5 separate regions of the Homo sapiens genome follow, and regions 2, 3, 4 and 5 are each linked to region 1. A link is a contact called in ENCODE Hi-C or POLR2A ChIA-PET data. All regions are on one chromosome and are shown on one strand. The core of a region is the stretch at or near the end of the contact, and the rest is flanking DNA. Distances in the headings are between cores, read along the strand shown. Region 1 holds the start of TRAK2 (trafficking kinesin protein 2). Region 2 holds the start of FZD7 (frizzled class receptor 7). Region 3 holds the start of BMPR2 (bone morphogenetic protein receptor type 2). Region 4 overlaps KIAA2012. Region 5 overlaps LINC01792 (long intergenic non-protein coding RNA 1792).

What was found. A loop is a pair of places that touch in the nucleus more often than their neighbours do. ChIA-PET counts read pairs that join two places held with the same protein, here RNA polymerase II (POLR2A). Pooled maps may share reads with other maps.
Region 2: a map of CD8-positive, alpha-beta T cell shows a loop between it and region 1 (16-fold over the local background). The contact joins the promoter of FZD7 here to the promoter of TRAK2 in region 1. A Hi-C loop is called at or near these places in 6 of 168 maps with a recorded cell type or tissue (B cell, CD4-positive, alpha-beta T cell, CD4-positive, alpha-beta memory T cell and 2 more), 5 of 37 single-sample maps with no recorded cell type and 16 of 50 pooled maps.
Region 3: a loop to region 1 is called in a map of CD8-positive, alpha-beta T cell, with 6 times the contacts of the local background. The contact joins the promoter of BMPR2 here to the promoter of TRAK2 in region 1. A Hi-C loop is called at or near these places in 3 of 168 maps with a recorded cell type or tissue (CD8-positive, alpha-beta T cell and naive thymus-derived CD4-positive, alpha-beta T cell), 1 of 37 single-sample maps with no recorded cell type and 14 of 50 pooled maps. POLR2A ChIA-PET finds 5 or more read pairs at or near these places in 1 of 52 experiments (activated T-cell).
Region 4: a loop to region 1 is called in a pooled map, with 2.5 times the contacts of the local background. The contact joins the enhancer-like site here to the promoter of TRAK2 in region 1. A Hi-C loop is called at or near these places in 2 of 50 pooled maps. POLR2A ChIA-PET finds 5 or more read pairs at or near these places in 2 of 52 experiments (H1 and OCI-LY7).
Region 5: a loop to region 1 is called in a map of natural killer cell, with 6 times the contacts of the local background. The contact joins the enhancer-like site here to the promoter of TRAK2 in region 1. A Hi-C loop is called at or near these places in 1 of 168 maps with a recorded cell type or tissue (natural killer cell), 2 of 37 single-sample maps with no recorded cell type and 11 of 50 pooled maps. POLR2A ChIA-PET finds 5 or more read pairs at or near these places in 4 of 52 experiments (CD4-positive, alpha-beta T cell, activated CD4-positive, alpha-beta T cell, activated CD8-positive, alpha-beta memory T cell and 1 more).

The regions. Positions count from the first base shown.
Region 1 is chr2:201,450,194-201,452,893 of GRCh38, reverse strand. TRAK2 (trafficking kinesin protein 2) reads left to right here and starts at 1,436. Exons shown (of 16, transcript NM_015049.3): 1 at 1,436-1,544. It overlaps STRADB (STE20 related adaptor beta), which reads right to left and starts at 1,154. Exons shown (of 12, transcript NM_018571.6): 1 at 956-1,154. RefSeq lists a silencer at 584-1,263 and enhancers at 1,294-1,823, 1,227-2,081.
Region 2 is chr2:202,032,451-202,035,150 of GRCh38, reverse strand. FZD7 (frizzled class receptor 7) reads right to left here and starts at 1,296. Exons shown (of 1, transcript NM_003507.2): 1 at 1-1,296. The coding sequence starts at 503. RefSeq lists enhancers at 255-374, 1-412 and silencers at 975-1,054, 1,165-1,714.
Region 3 is chr2:202,374,877-202,377,576 of GRCh38, reverse strand. It overlaps BMPR2 (bone morphogenetic protein receptor type 2), which reads right to left and starts at 1,250. Exons shown (of 13, transcript NM_001204.7): 1 at 27-1,250. The coding sequence starts at 102. RefSeq lists enhancers at 1-688, 1,843-2,132, 2,243-2,402 and silencers at 743-802, 873-932, 1,063-1,552, 1,703-1,752.
Region 4 is chr2:202,171,219-202,173,918 of GRCh38, reverse strand. All of the region lies in intron 15 of KIAA2012, which reads right to left. Among named protein-coding and RNA genes, the nearest start is that of KIAA2012-AS1, 56 kb to the right of the region's middle. RefSeq lists enhancers at 739-948, 2,201-2,700. Within about 2 kb of position 1,266, at least 2 of the 41 ENCODE cell types and tissues checked have a DNase peak (open chromatin) inside an H3K27ac peak, as active enhancers do.
Region 5 is chr2:200,711,884-200,714,583 of GRCh38, reverse strand. It overlaps LINC01792 (long intergenic non-protein coding RNA 1792), which reads left to right. Exons shown (of 3, transcript NR_037886.1): 3 at 454-2,279. It also overlaps the pseudogene AOX3P-AOX2P and the pseudogene AOX3P. Among named protein-coding and RNA genes, the nearest start is that of LINC01792, 22 kb to the left of the region's middle. RefSeq lists an enhancer at 1,190-1,469. Within about 2 kb of position 1,388, at least 35 of the 41 ENCODE cell types and tissues checked have a DNase peak (open chromatin) inside an H3K27ac peak, as active enhancers do; they include CD4-positive, alpha-beta T cell and natural killer cell, where a contact is called at or near this core.

The DNA.
Region 1 (2,700 bases), core at 187-2,686:
AAAACGCTAATTACGATAAAGCTTTATAAGTAATTTCAGTTTGTTCCATAATAGAATGGTTCATGTGAAGACTTTGATCTGAAAGATTAACACTTTCTGTAGAAACCAAAGGGCGCATCTTCTAGAACACGGGTTTTGAGTTAATTTAGGCATTCAACAGAGGCCACTGTTACAGGGAATGCAAAAATGACCCGATGTAACTCTTTGTTGAGCTTTAAAATTACTGTAATTTTCAAAGTGATCTTGGGAACCCATAAAATCTTAACAAAGATCATAGCGACGCACAGTTCAGGAGAATTTTCCAAGCTTAGTGACTCATGCGTTCAACAAATCTTTACTGAGCGCCTACTGGGTGCCAGGCACCGTGCTAAGCAGGCGCCGTGTTACACATCCGTATCAAGTTTTGGGGAAAAGGTACTTGACAAAGACCCAGCAGGGAAAAACACAGCGTTGAATTGAAAAACCGAAGACAAAACGACACTCGAGTATTTAATTTTGTAAAAGGTTCCTTCCTAGTCCTGCTATGGGGGACTTTGCAGCGAACTTGCAGAAGGCGGCAGATAGAGCTGGGGTCTGAGGGTGTCTTCGATATGGCAACTCCCCAAGCCCGAGAGCGCGGCCAAAGGTGAGGGGTGCGGGGAGAGGGCGCCCGGGCGGCCTGGGCCCCGCGCACCTGGCACGGCCGGCACGGCCAACCCGGCAGGCACCACTGGGCGGGCTGCGAACCCGCGGCCCGGGCCCCGCTGAGCCCGAGCTGCACTGGCGCAGTGGCTGCTCGCCACCTCGGGCCGCATTCTTGCCACGGCTCCCGCCAGCCGCCGGTGCTCGGGCTGGAGGTGGGCTAGCGCGTTCTGGCCTCTGGCTTCCCGGGCGTGCGCGGACCAAGGCTCACTCCCTCACACGTCCCCCACCGGCCCCGACACCTTCCCTTCCCGGGCCTGCCTCCCGTCTTTACCCTAGCGGCGACCACGGCCAGCGACTCTCTTCAGGCTGCCAGCGGTGCGGACAGGGGCGGGCGCCAGAGCCCTGCTCGCGGAGGGGCGAGGCGAGCGCTCTAGGCCCGCTCCCGGCGCGGGGCGCGGGAGGGCGGCGAGGCCGCGACCGGGGCCGTGGGCTTGGAACTCTGCACCAGTCCCAGGCTACCCGCTGGGAACGCATTCGCCCCACCCGCGCCGGGGTCGCGGCCCCGCCTCCCTCCCCGGGGCTGGGCAGCGAGAAGGCGGGGCCTTCGAGCTTGAGGCGGGGCGGGCAGGAAACTACAATTCCCAGCAGGTCTTGCGCTGGGGCCGTGGAGGCCGCTGGGAGAGTGGCTCTCCTTTGGCTTCCCCAATTGTGTGGGGGCTGCCATTGACCCGGTGTCGCCGCAGAACCGAGGTCGCCGAGTGATGATGTTGTGAAGTCGCCCGCCTGTCCCTGCCACGCCCGGGCGGTTGCTGGCAGTGGGAGCAGCGGCAGCAGCTTCGGCTGCTGCTTTCAGGCTGCCGCTGCATTAGGGGCTTCCTGAGGAAGCGCGGGCGGACGACAGAGGATGCCGAACCACTCCAGTGAGTAAGCTGTCCGCGCAGAACCCGAACTTGCCCTTGACAACTTCCCCGGAAAGCGGAGGGACCTCCTCGTCCCAAGGTCCTCCGGTACCCGGAGGTCACGCGCGGACGTCGGAGCCGGAGGCTGGGTGCTGGAGGGCTGGGTCCGGGTCCCGCGGTGAGGCGTGGGTTGTTTCCTAAGTGTGGGTGCAAAGTAATGGGCGCTAGGCGCTGGCGTCGGTATTCAGCCCAGCTGCACATCTGAGGCTTGGCAGCTTCTCATAGCGCCTTATCCTCTGCCATACAGCATCCATCTGGAGCCCTGTCTTTTAGGATGAGTGGCTTTAGGGTCGGGCATTAAACCTTAAGCTTCAGTCGCCATCTGTGATGTAAGTGGGAGGAGAGGGTATTGGAAAGAGCTCTTTCTGGGTCAAATAGAGTTGGGCTTTTCTTGCAATTGATTTTGAGCCAGATGCCACATATCTTGAAAAAGAAAAACGGCTGACTTTAGTTTGAAGCGTAAATAATAGATATTCGCACATGTCCTTTTTAGTAGCAGCCCAAAAATTGAATTTCAACTTAAAAAAAAATCTGCGTCATAATAATAGGGATGTTACTTGCTCTTGCTCATGCACCTTTTGCTTAGACCTGCTGTTTCTACGTCAGAAAAAAAAAAAAAAAAGGTAACTTCACAGGATATTCATCAAGTTGATGGAATGGACCATAGGAACAAAAGGAACACTTTCAGTTCTTGGTCTCCGTAAATCTTCCCGACCTTTAGATCTTTGCTGTTGACTTGGAAGTCTGAGGTACAGTAGTCTCCAAATAGCAGGTTAATGGTGGTGACATGACACTTAAAAACAAATTGTGAAGGACATTTGGAGGTGAGAAAGGTCAGGGATGAAGACATTTTATCATCCTAGCAGTTATTCCAACTTTCTTTTCTTTTTTTTTTTTAAGACAGAGTCTCGCTCTGTCGCCAGGCTGGAGTGCAGTGGGGTGATCTCGGCTCACTGCAACCTCCGCCTCCCGGATTCAAGCGATTCTCCTGCCTCAGCCTGCAGAGTAGCTGGGACTACAGGCGCGCACCACCACGCCCAGCTAATTTTTGTGTTTTTAGTAGAGATGGGGTTTCACCATGTTGGCCAGGATGGTCTCGATCTCTTGACCTCATGAT
Region 2 (2,700 bases), core at 47-2,546, 580 kb before region 1:
CCGTCCGACGTGTTCTGGCCCACGCAGATCTCGCCCGCACCGTGCACCGGGAAGTTCTCGCAGCGCAGCCGCTCGGGCCACTGGAAGCCGAACTTGTTCATGAGCGCCTCGCAGCCCTGGCGGGCGCGCTCGCACAGAGAACGACACGGCGGGATGGCCTGATCGAGCACGGTGCACACGGGCGCATACATGGAGCATAAGAAAAAGCGGAGTTCGGGAGAACACTGCACCTTCACCAGCGGGTAGAACTGGTGCACCTCGAGGCCCGCGTCCTCTTGGTTCGTGTGGCCCAGCAGGTTGGGCAGGATGGTCTGGTTGTAGGCGATGTCCGTGCACAGCGGGATGGAGATGGGCTGGCAGAAGCCGTGGTCCGGCACGGAGATGCCCTTCTCTCCGTGGTACGGCTGCGCCCCGGCGCCCGCGGACAGTGCGCCCAGCAGCGCCAGCACCAGGGCACAGAGGCCCAGGGACGAAAGCGGAGCGGCCGCGCCGGGGTCCCGCATCGCCGGCCGCGAGTGCAGCGGTGCTCTCAGCCTGAGGAGTGCGACGAGGCGGTTGGGAGAGGCTTGGATGCGGGGAGGCGCCGCCGCGCCCGACGCATGAGAGTCCTCACGGCGCCGGGGCCGGGCCGTGGGCGGCGTGGAGCAAAGGGCGCTGCCGCCTGGGTGCCCGCGCCGCGAAGGCGCCGCAGACGCCGCCGCCCTGCACTCGCAGGGCCGCCGGGGGCCCAAAACTCGTCAGCCTGGGTTGGGGGCGCCGAGGAGGGCCGCCTCGCTCTCCCCGCGGGGACGTAACGGTGCGGCTCCCTCCGCCGCGAGGAGCAACAAGCGGCTCCGGCACCCTTCAAAGTTTGCCCAAGACTCTGGACCCCCGGCGCACCGCAGCGCGCACGCCCCCCGCGCCTGGTCCGGTCCCCGCTAGGAGAACCCCTGCCGCCGCCGCTCGCTCGCCCCGGCCGCCGCCTCCGCGGTGCTGCCCCGCCTCCTGGCCTCGAGGCTCCGCTCGTCGCCGCCTCCTTCGCCTCCTCCTCCACACCCCGCTCCTTCTTCAGCCCCAAAAGCTCGGCCCCAAGTTTCAGCCAAACGGCCGGCTCTTGCTGAGTCCGATCTCGGCCCCGGAGTCGGGAGCACGGCGAGTTCTTTTTGGAAACCCAGTCACACTGCGTCCGAAACCGCGAGGCGCTCGTGCCCGCGGCCTGGCCCCGGCCCCTCCAGCCCCTCGCAGCCCCAGCAGCGAGTCCTGGCGCCCGCCGCCGCCGCCGCCGCCGCCGCCCGCCGGGAGTGAGCGCCGACTAACGCCTCGGAGTCGCGCTGGTCGCCAGAAGAAGCGTCGGGCTCGCGGGGTTCCGGGCCGGCCCGCCCCCTCCCGTCCCCTCCCGTCCCCTCCCCTCCCCTCCCCTCCCCCCCCATTCACAAACCACTCCGGGGGCGGCCCCAGGCCCCGGCGGCCCAATGGCGGCCTTTGTTTTTTCGGTGGCCGCCTTCGGATTGGGCGGAAGTCGGAAGGGGCGGGCGCGGGAGTGGCGGAGGCGGTGTCCGCGGCGCTCTGGGCGGATTCCTGAGGGGAGGGGCGGGGGACTGGGAGGGAAAAGTTCGGAAAAACTTTTACCCTGAATTCGCTCAGGGACGAAAACGCGCAGAAAGGGAATTTGCTTCAAAGATTTGTTCCTCTTCCTGGTGCACTCAGATGCGCATTCCTGAGCAGGGGCGCCTTCGCCAGCGGCGTTTGAGGGGAGCGAGGACCGCGCAGCGCCCCTTCGGGGAGAGACGTGACCAGGAGTCGCGTTAGGACTGCAAAGGCTGGCTCTGGCGGGGCTTTCGGGTCGCCGGGTCCTCAATGTGGGGTTTGGGACGGGACGAGAAGGGGGTGCGCCTTGCGGATCGCCTCTTTCCCCCCGGACCCAAAGAGTCCACGCGAGGCCACAGTCCCCTCTCCCCTCCCCCGAGTTATAAAAAGGAGGAGGGGCCGCCTCCGAGGAGAAACCCGAGTCGGGCGGAGGGGGCCGAGTGACGGCGGGAGGAAGGACCCCTCGGAGGAAGGGCCCGAAGCAGGGAGAGCGGGGAACCCGGGCTCAGGCCACCCCGCCCGCGCGCACGGCCTGGAGTCTGGGGAACTGGGGTGACTCTAGCGAGGTTTTAAGGAAACGAAGACGGCGTTGGGGAGACTGGTTCTAGAAGTAACCTGAGACCGAGCGCCCAGGAACACTCTGTACGACGCGCCGGGCGTCTCAGTGGCCCCGTGTGCCTTGGTTCTGCGGCGTGTGCCCTTTCGGGATCCCATCTTCGTTGCAGAAGCAACCATTTGATCCTCCATTTAGAATCTGCGTAGGAATGTTTTAATGCGTCTTAGAAACCAGGCTAATTAAAGAGTTTTCAAAACACAAAGCGGGGTTATCCTCGTTCTCGGGTAGCGTTTTCTGATTGGCAAACGTTCTTTTGTTCTCGGTTAAATCTTCGTCTTGAGCCAGGCGCTGGGCGCTCGCGCGCGCTCTCTGGTTACTCCTGCGGGGGTCATAAGTCACCAGGGGGCCTCTCCCCTCTCTCCGGGCTGCCAGGAATATCAGGAATTCCCATGCAGGAAAGTGACATGTTGAGAAGGAAAAGAAAAAAATCAATCAATCAATCTCTCCTCCTCCTCCTCTTTCCTCTGTCTCTCTCTCTCTCTCTCTCACACACACACACACACACACACACACACAGC
Region 3 (2,700 bases), core at 1-2,500, 920 kb before region 1:
GGGACGTGCCGGCCGGAGCTACTCACCAGCCGCAGTGCTGACCAGCAGGATGGTCCATGGTAGCCAGGGCACCCGCCAGGGCCGCTGCAGCGAGGAAGTCATCCCTGGGCCAGCCAAGAATCAGGAGGGCAAAGAAAAGAAATATGGGAAGTAGACCGGCGGAGAAACAGCCGGGAGGCTCGTCTTCTCTCCCGTGGACTGATCCTGCCCGTATCACAATACAGTTTGAAAGGACAAATGGCTGATGAGAGGACCTAGCTGCAGAGCTTTCATGCCGCTGCAGAAATTCCCTTCATTTCTCTCCCTCGCGGCTGGGGGGGTTCCTTCGCCTCGGACGGGGTGCCGCGGCCCTCCAAACGGAAGGCATGTCTGTGGGGAAAGCAGGGAGCCAAGAAGAAATCCCCCAAATTATTTCCCTCGTAGTTTCACGATATCAAAAAAATATCCAGGTCTGGGAGAAAACATATCCAGGGTGCGGAGGGCGGGGATTCGATCCGGGGTCGGGGGGCGAGGGTCAGAACTAGTTCCCGACTGCCGGGAAGGACGAAGCCGGACGGGCGGCGGCGGCGCCCGGCAGCCCTAGTCGCATCGCCCGCGGCTCCGGGAAGGCAGGATTCCTTAAGTTTCGCTTCGGTGCTTCCTTCACTCTGATTTCGAAAACAACAAATCCTCTTCCTTGACTGGATCAAAAAAGGTGCCTGCCTCCATGGACAAGCTCACAGTCCCCACGCCTTCGCAGAACAACCGTGAGAGGGTTGGGGAGGCCCTGGCGAAGGCTGAGGAGAGGTAGGAGCGGGGGAGGGGAGGGGTCGCGGTCGCGGCCCCGGTCCGGGCTCCCCGAGACGGCAGGCGGAGTGGGTGTGAGAGGCTGCCCCTTCTAGTCCTCCCGGCGGCGCTCCCTTCCCTTCCTCGCTTTTTATTCCTGCGGCTCGATCTTGCCTGAGGTAAATTCCACCAAGAAAGCCTCCTCTTCTCCCGTCAATGGCTCCTGTGAGCGAATCACAACCCCCCGAGGAAGCCGCTGCTGCTGCCGCCGCCGCCGCCGCCGCCGCCGCCGCCGCCGCCTCGTTCTCCCGCAGCTCTGGGCTCCTGACGGAACTCGGGCGTCGCGGACCGAGGGCGGGGGGCGGCGGGAGGGCGGATGAAGGTAGCCGGGGAAGGGGGTGGGCAGGGAGGCGGCGAGACACCCTGCGTCCCTCCGGGAGGCACTTCCAGTGGCTCCGAGCAGACCAGACACAAAGGGGGGAGTCGCCGCAGCTGCCAGTCTGCGGCGCTCCCGGTCACCGGAGTCGCCCCGCCTCCGCCGCCGCCTCCGCCTCCTCCTCAGTCTCCGGCTCTTCCCGGCCCTGTCTGTCTCTAGCCTGTGGTGCAGAGCGGGCGGCGGCGGCGGCGGCGCCGGCGGCGGGATGAAGCCCGCACTGCGCCTGCGCGCTCACGGCCCCGCCCGGCCCCGCCCCTCGTTCGGGGCTGGCTGAGGGCTCCGAGGCCCCACCGCAGCGCGTCTCTCCGGTGAATGGCCGAGGGCTGGGTGGGGCTGCGGTGGGCAGCGGTGGCCTTTCTCCTTCACACACATACACATGCCTTCCAAATGTGCATGGCTTGGGATTCGCGTATTTGTTTAAGAGACGACGGCCACATCCTTTTGTTCGGCGTTCAGCAGACTCCTCCGAGTTCCGGGATTTCTCCCGACTGAGGCGTCTCCGTCTCAGTACTCTCGGAGGAAAGCCTCGAGGGGCAGAACTGCCCTCTGTTGTTTCACGGGGCTGGAACCTCCCTCTCCGCAGCCCAAAGAATCCGGATGGACCCGCCTTTCCCAGAACCGGAGACCTTGGCCTCCTCAGGCTCCCCTCTGACTCAAACAAAAGCCGGAATTGGAAAGACCACCCCTTTGATGTGTTCGCTGTAATCGACGTCCTGCTTTCCTCAACCGCCCATTCCCTTAGCCTTCTTAGTTGACAGGAATATTGAGTATTTGCAAGGATGCGAAGCCAGAAAAAAAAAAAAGACTTTTAATTCTATAAATCGTCCCGCTGCGTGCGCGCGTCTGTCCGTACAGCGCGGTGCCCACCCCGAGAGAGGGCCTGGATTCACCAAGGCTGGGGGCCTTGAGGGCTTTTTAGGGCACGTGAAAGGAAAATGGAGTTAGAGTTGTGTCGGGATAGAGAGTGGGATCATTTTGCACTCAAGGAATTGAGAAGATCCCGTTGGTACCGCAGTTTCCAAGGATTTGTGTAGTGCGTTTTTTGGATCTGGTTTGTACAAGCGACCAGTATAGGAGACGGGATCCCTCCCGCCCTTACACCCCGCTGCGGGGTCAGCCGACGTGGGTGGGATTTTGCTGGCGGCGAGGGGAGAAGGTGACGTGCGTGGCGCCATGATCGGAAGTCTGGACTGAATTCTTAGCTGCGAGGTGGAAAATGCGCGTGGGAGGGCGATCTTGAGGGGTGAAGTCTGGCCTTCCCATCTCCTACCAGGCAGGAGGGTTATGCTGAAGGCTGGTTTTGCTGGTCTTTCATTGTGGCTAAGGGCAGTTCCACAGATACAGTCATAGATAGACTCCTTAAGTCATGCTCTGCTTGCTTCTTCTAGTCCGCTGTTACCTCTTTATCTGAATTTGATGTAAATAAATCTCCACATTCCTTAAACTGGTTCTGTTATACTAAACATCTTCCATAATTAGGGGTTGTAGCAATACCAACC
Region 4 (2,700 bases), core at 17-2,516, 720 kb before region 1:
TATAGGTTTTTCATGGATACTCTTTGTCAAAATCAAGAAGCCCTCTTCTATTCTTAGTCTGATAAGTTTTAATTGGGAATGGGTGAATTTTATTTTTTTCCTTTTGCATCTATTGAGATGACCCTAAGGCTTTTCCCCACTAACCTCTTAGTGTGGATTATAAATATATTTTCATATGTTAGACCCTCTTTGAATTCTTGTGATAAACCAAATTCAGTTGTGTGTATTGTTAATACTTTTAAAAATATAAGCTTAAGAATTTGATTGGTTAATAGTTTATTTAGGAGTTTTGTATGTTTGATCATAAGTGAGATTGGTCTATAATTTTCCTTTTTTTATTTTATTTTTTGAGATGGAGTTTCGTTCTTGTTGCCCGGGCTGGAGTGCAATGGTGCTATCTTGGCTCACTGCAACCTCTGCCTCCCGGGTTCAAGCGATTCTCCTGCCTCAGCCTCCTGAGTAGCTGGGATTACAGGCACGTGCCACCACGCCCAGCTAATTTTGTATTTTTAGTAGAGACGGGGTTTCTCCATGTTGGTCAGGCTGGTCTCGAAGTCCCAGCCTCAGGTGATCCGCTCGCCTTGGCCTCCCATAGTGCTGGGATTACCGGCGTGAGTGACCAGGCCCGGCCTATAATTTTCCTTTCTTATGTTGTCCTTATCTCTAGTTTTAGCTGCTTTTGGGTTTTGACAAATTTAGGTCTCTTGTTAGAAATGAGCTTTTCTTCCTGGAAGGTGAAGAGAATTTTCAGAATCAAGGGACGACTGCTGTTCTCTGGGACTCTGGGGGACTTCCCGGGGGACTTCCCCAGTCTGGGCTGTGTAGGAGTAAACCAGAAACATTCTTAAGCGTGCACCACTTCCTACTTCCTCCTCTTCCAATATGAAGGAGAACTTTGAAATACTTCCCAGAGGAAAAATAGAGCAGTACCAGAGTTAGGTCATGTAGGTGCTAAGGACTAGCAGAATATTTTGCACCTAGTACTGCAGGCTGCAGATAGCAGGGCCTGGCAGTGTGCTGTGCCATGACTGTGCAGGCATCATACTGGGCAATGTGGGGAGCAAGGAGCCCCAGACCTTTGCATGGTGCCATCTTCCAGGCTGTAGATTCTGGTGAGTGGCACCACCAGGACTCCTGGGCACACACTTCTGGTCTCCCTGTTTTCTCCACAGTGTTAGGAGGAACTTTTCCAGCACTGGCTACTCCTCACTTCTTTGCACAGGTCAGGCAATCATTACACTTGCTCCTTCTGGAGCTGTTTATTCCTGAAGCTGGAAACTGCCCAAGGAAAAGTCTTCAAAACGAAACTGACCTGAACGGAACTGAACTGAACTAGATAACCACTAACACTGGGCAGACTCCAGTTACCCTGGTTTTAATAATTAGTTGTCATGCACGATTCTCTTGACTTGTAGGCCTCAGGTTTCTTCATCCATAATATAAAAGAACTTCTAGATCACCTCCAAGATTCATGCTGGCTTAAAAAACATACTGCCATAATTTCGTGATGTTTCCCTGACTTTTTACTATTTCCTCTCAGAAACACAGGGATGGCATCACAACTCAAAGATTCAAGGAGCATGGAGTCATAGAAACCTGGGTTCATCTCTCAGCTTCTCCACTTACTGGCTGTGTGCCCCTTGGGCAAGTTACCTAACCTCTTTGAGCCTCATTTTCCTCATCTGTGGAATAGAAACAATGCACTTTGCCTCATAAGGTTATAGTGAGGATAAAATAAGCTCAAAGTACATAAAGCACCTAGCATTACGTCTTGCTTCATAGTAAATGCCAAAAATGGCCAGGCGCGGTGGCTCACGCCTGTAATCCCAACAGTTTGGGAGGCCGACGCGGGCGTAAGCCCGCAAACAGCCTGGCGAAAACCCGTCTCTACTAAAAATACAAAAATTAGCAGGGCGTGGTGGCAGGCGCCTGCAATCCCAGCTACTCGAGAGGTTGAGGCGGCTGACTTGCTTGAACCTGGGAGGCGGAGGTTGCAGTGAGCCATCACGCCACTGCACTCAAGCCTGGGCAACAGAGTAAGACTCTGTCTCCAAAAAAAAAAAAAAAAAAAGTAAATGCCAAAAATTACTTCCCTTTTCTCCACCCCTAAGTGGAAAATTGGCCAAAATAAAACAGTATCAATTAAAAAGTCCAATTGTTTGGGTGGCACTCCAGGGGTTTGCCTGCCTCCCTGCCTTCTCCCCAGGGACTATGCGTGCCTGCTTTTCAGATGTTTAGACCTTCTAGCTCTGCCAGTCTCCATCTCGGGATGGAGTCCATAGGAGGCCCCAGCGTTAGAGACATCACAAGCCACCACAGAGAGGAAAAGAAAAGACTAAAGGAGGCGACACACTCGGAGAAGTGACCCTTCGGGGAGAGCCCGCCTGGGGTCTTGAGCTCACCAGCGAGGAGCTCCTTTTGTAAGGCCGGGACGACCTCGCGCAGCAGAGAGGCGCTAGGCAGAAGCCTCTCCGACGCCGCGGGGACCCGGAGCGGCGCTATTGAAGCCATAAACGCGGCAGGCCCCGAGAGAAGCTGCTCCCAGCGCGCCTGCTGCGGGGCCCCTGCCGCCGCGGAGGCGCAGATGCCGCACTGCTGGACCACTTTGGCCTCCCTCCCCGATTGGCCACACCTTTTTATTCCCTTTAAAAAAACTGCTTGAAGAATCTTTTCATTCATATTTCTCTAGTTGGGGTGTGT
Region 5 (2,700 bases), core at 139-2,638, 740 kb after region 1:
ATTATTTCTGTCCTGTAGGAAGGCAACCTCAAAGGTTACAGTTTTATTACCTGTAAGATATTAACCGGTTTTTTACCTAAACTAGCAACCTTCGTCATTGTGCTGGCATGCCTATATGCTCAGTCTCTCAAATTCACTTTCATCCAGTTTTATCATTTTGCTGGTTCCCTCATTGTCGAGTTAAATAAATCTTTGACATTTGCTTACTTAAGATTTGTATGAGAATCAAGTTTTTAATACAGTATTTAAAAAATACTTTGGCAATGGCCATATATAGCTGGTAGGTTTACAGGAGATTTTGATTTTCTTTTTATATTCTTCTGTATTTGTCGAATGTCCATTAAAGGACATGTTTTACTTTTATAAAAAGAAAGCACAAAAATGTCTGTATGTATATACACATGCATTCTATATTAATTTCTCAGGCTGTACTTTCCCTAACTCTATACCCAGTAACAGGCCAACCTCCCGAAGATGCATAAAGACACCTTTGCCGTTGACCAGGCAGACCCTGCATCCACAGGACATAGAGAGAAAGGTGCTCCCTGAACACTGATCTGGATAAGCATTGCTGGGTCAGTGCAGAGGCGTCCATTTCCCCAGTCTGCCGAGCTGGCCTAAAGCTGAGGACCTCTTAGTGGGAGCTGAGGACATGTGCCTGAAGAGGCAAGCCCTTGACTGATGGAAATTGGAGTCTGAGTTCCATGTGGGGGACTGGGAAGCACAGCAAGGTCTGAAATGGGAGACCCAGGGAAGGGCAGAGAGGACCAAAGGAGGAAGGGGGTCTACAGTGTGGGAAACAGCCTGGACGCAACAGCCGGGGGAGGAGGCCTGCTCTGGCCCCAGTGGCCCCTTGTAAGCAGGAAAGGCAGCTGGCTAGACCTCTTCTGTGTTATTCACTCTGATTTTATCCTTTATCTTCCCCTCCCAACCTCACCTCCTTTCTAACCCCAAAGCCATGCAGCTAATATGACTAAGATTGCTGGGCGTTTGCTTGGAAATGCAAATGAGAATTTCTGGTAGTTTCCTAGTTTCCTTGATCTCCTTTGTCAAGTTTATTGAGGGGAAAGGACTCTCGGTTAAAAAAAAAAAAAAAAGAAAATCCAGATTTTGAACACCAGCTCTCTTTAATGCCAACTTCCTGAGGAGCTGCCCAGCTCTGTAACAACCTGGAACAGAGGCGCCATCACAGACTTGGCTCTGACGGGCGGCACAGCAAGAAGCCTTGCTCGCGTGTGGGACGTGCCCGTTCTGGCCTGGAGAGAGGGCCCAGAGACACCACCTCGCCACCGCCACCTGATTACTCATTGTCACCAATGAGATGACAAGAACTGATGACGCATTTCCCTTTTGCTGCACTCTGACACCTCAGAGACCACAGCAGAGAAAAAGCTGCTTTTGTAAAACTGGAACATGAACTACGCGGACGCCCCAGAGGAGGTCTCTGCTGCCCTCTGTTGCTGGCTTCTTAGTAACCCTAACCATTTTTAAGAATACAGTATTTGGTTTCAGTAACTTTATTACATGAAAAGTATGCTCGGAGGAAAAAATGTGTCAAATTTAATCAGTCGTGGGTACTATCAACATTTTAAATTGTTGCCAATCTAATAGAGGAAAATGGTATCTCATTGCTGTTTTAATTTTCATTTTAAAAATTCTAAGTGAGGCTCAAAATAGTTTATTTTTCCAGTTTCCTGCCAGTGGGTATACTTTTCTTTTTTTGTTTTTTTAATCTTTTTTTATTGATTTAGAAAAGTTTTTGCTGTAAATGCGTTTCTTTTTATACTAATGCTTTTCTCTGTTATATAGTCAAATTTATCAGTCTTTTCTTTATAACTTCCGGCTTTCATGTTCCTTAGGCTATGGATTTTTTTAAATGCATGCATATATTTAGTATAGTTTTTAGTATTTAAAACTTTAATCAATCTGGAATTTATTTTTATTGTAAAGTGGGAAATAGAAGTACAGCTTTATGTTTCTTTGTTTTTAAAATGGCTTGCAAGTTGTACCAATATTCTTCCTTAAATGCTCCATTTTATGGCTTACTTGAAGTGCATTTTTGCTTCTAATGAGACCTGACTTTCTGGCCTATTTCAGGACTTTACATTGTTCTGTTGGTCTGTTTTTCTCCTCCTGTATCAGTACCTATAATGTGTAACTACTAGACATGTATTAATGTAATAGAATACATTTCAATATTATATAGGGCTAGTTTCCCCTCTTGACTATTCTTATTATACATTTTTTATCTTTCTAGATAAACTTTAAAATCAAGTTTTTAAAAGACACTGTTGATGTTTTGATTGGGAATGTGTTATATTTAATTTATAAGAGAAAATTGATACTGTTATATTTTGTGTCCTTGTAGCTAAGGCTTATGTCTTTCCCTTTTAAAATTTGTCTTTTTTTAAAGTTCACCAATAGATTTTAAAAGTTCTTTTCATGTTGGCCCTGCACATATTTTTGTTGATTTTATCCCTAGAGTTATTTTTTGGTTGTTACTATAAACGGGAACTGTTATTCCATTGTATTTTCTGATTATTGCTTGAATACAGCATTTCCACAGCTGATCCTTTCCTAAAAGCTGACACTATGACAGCAGTTGGAAATTAAAAAGGAAAGCCATGGCAAAAGACAGTCACAGCTCCACTTGGCTGTTCTGTTCTTTCAGAAAACGTAGTGACCTCGTATGAGTACATC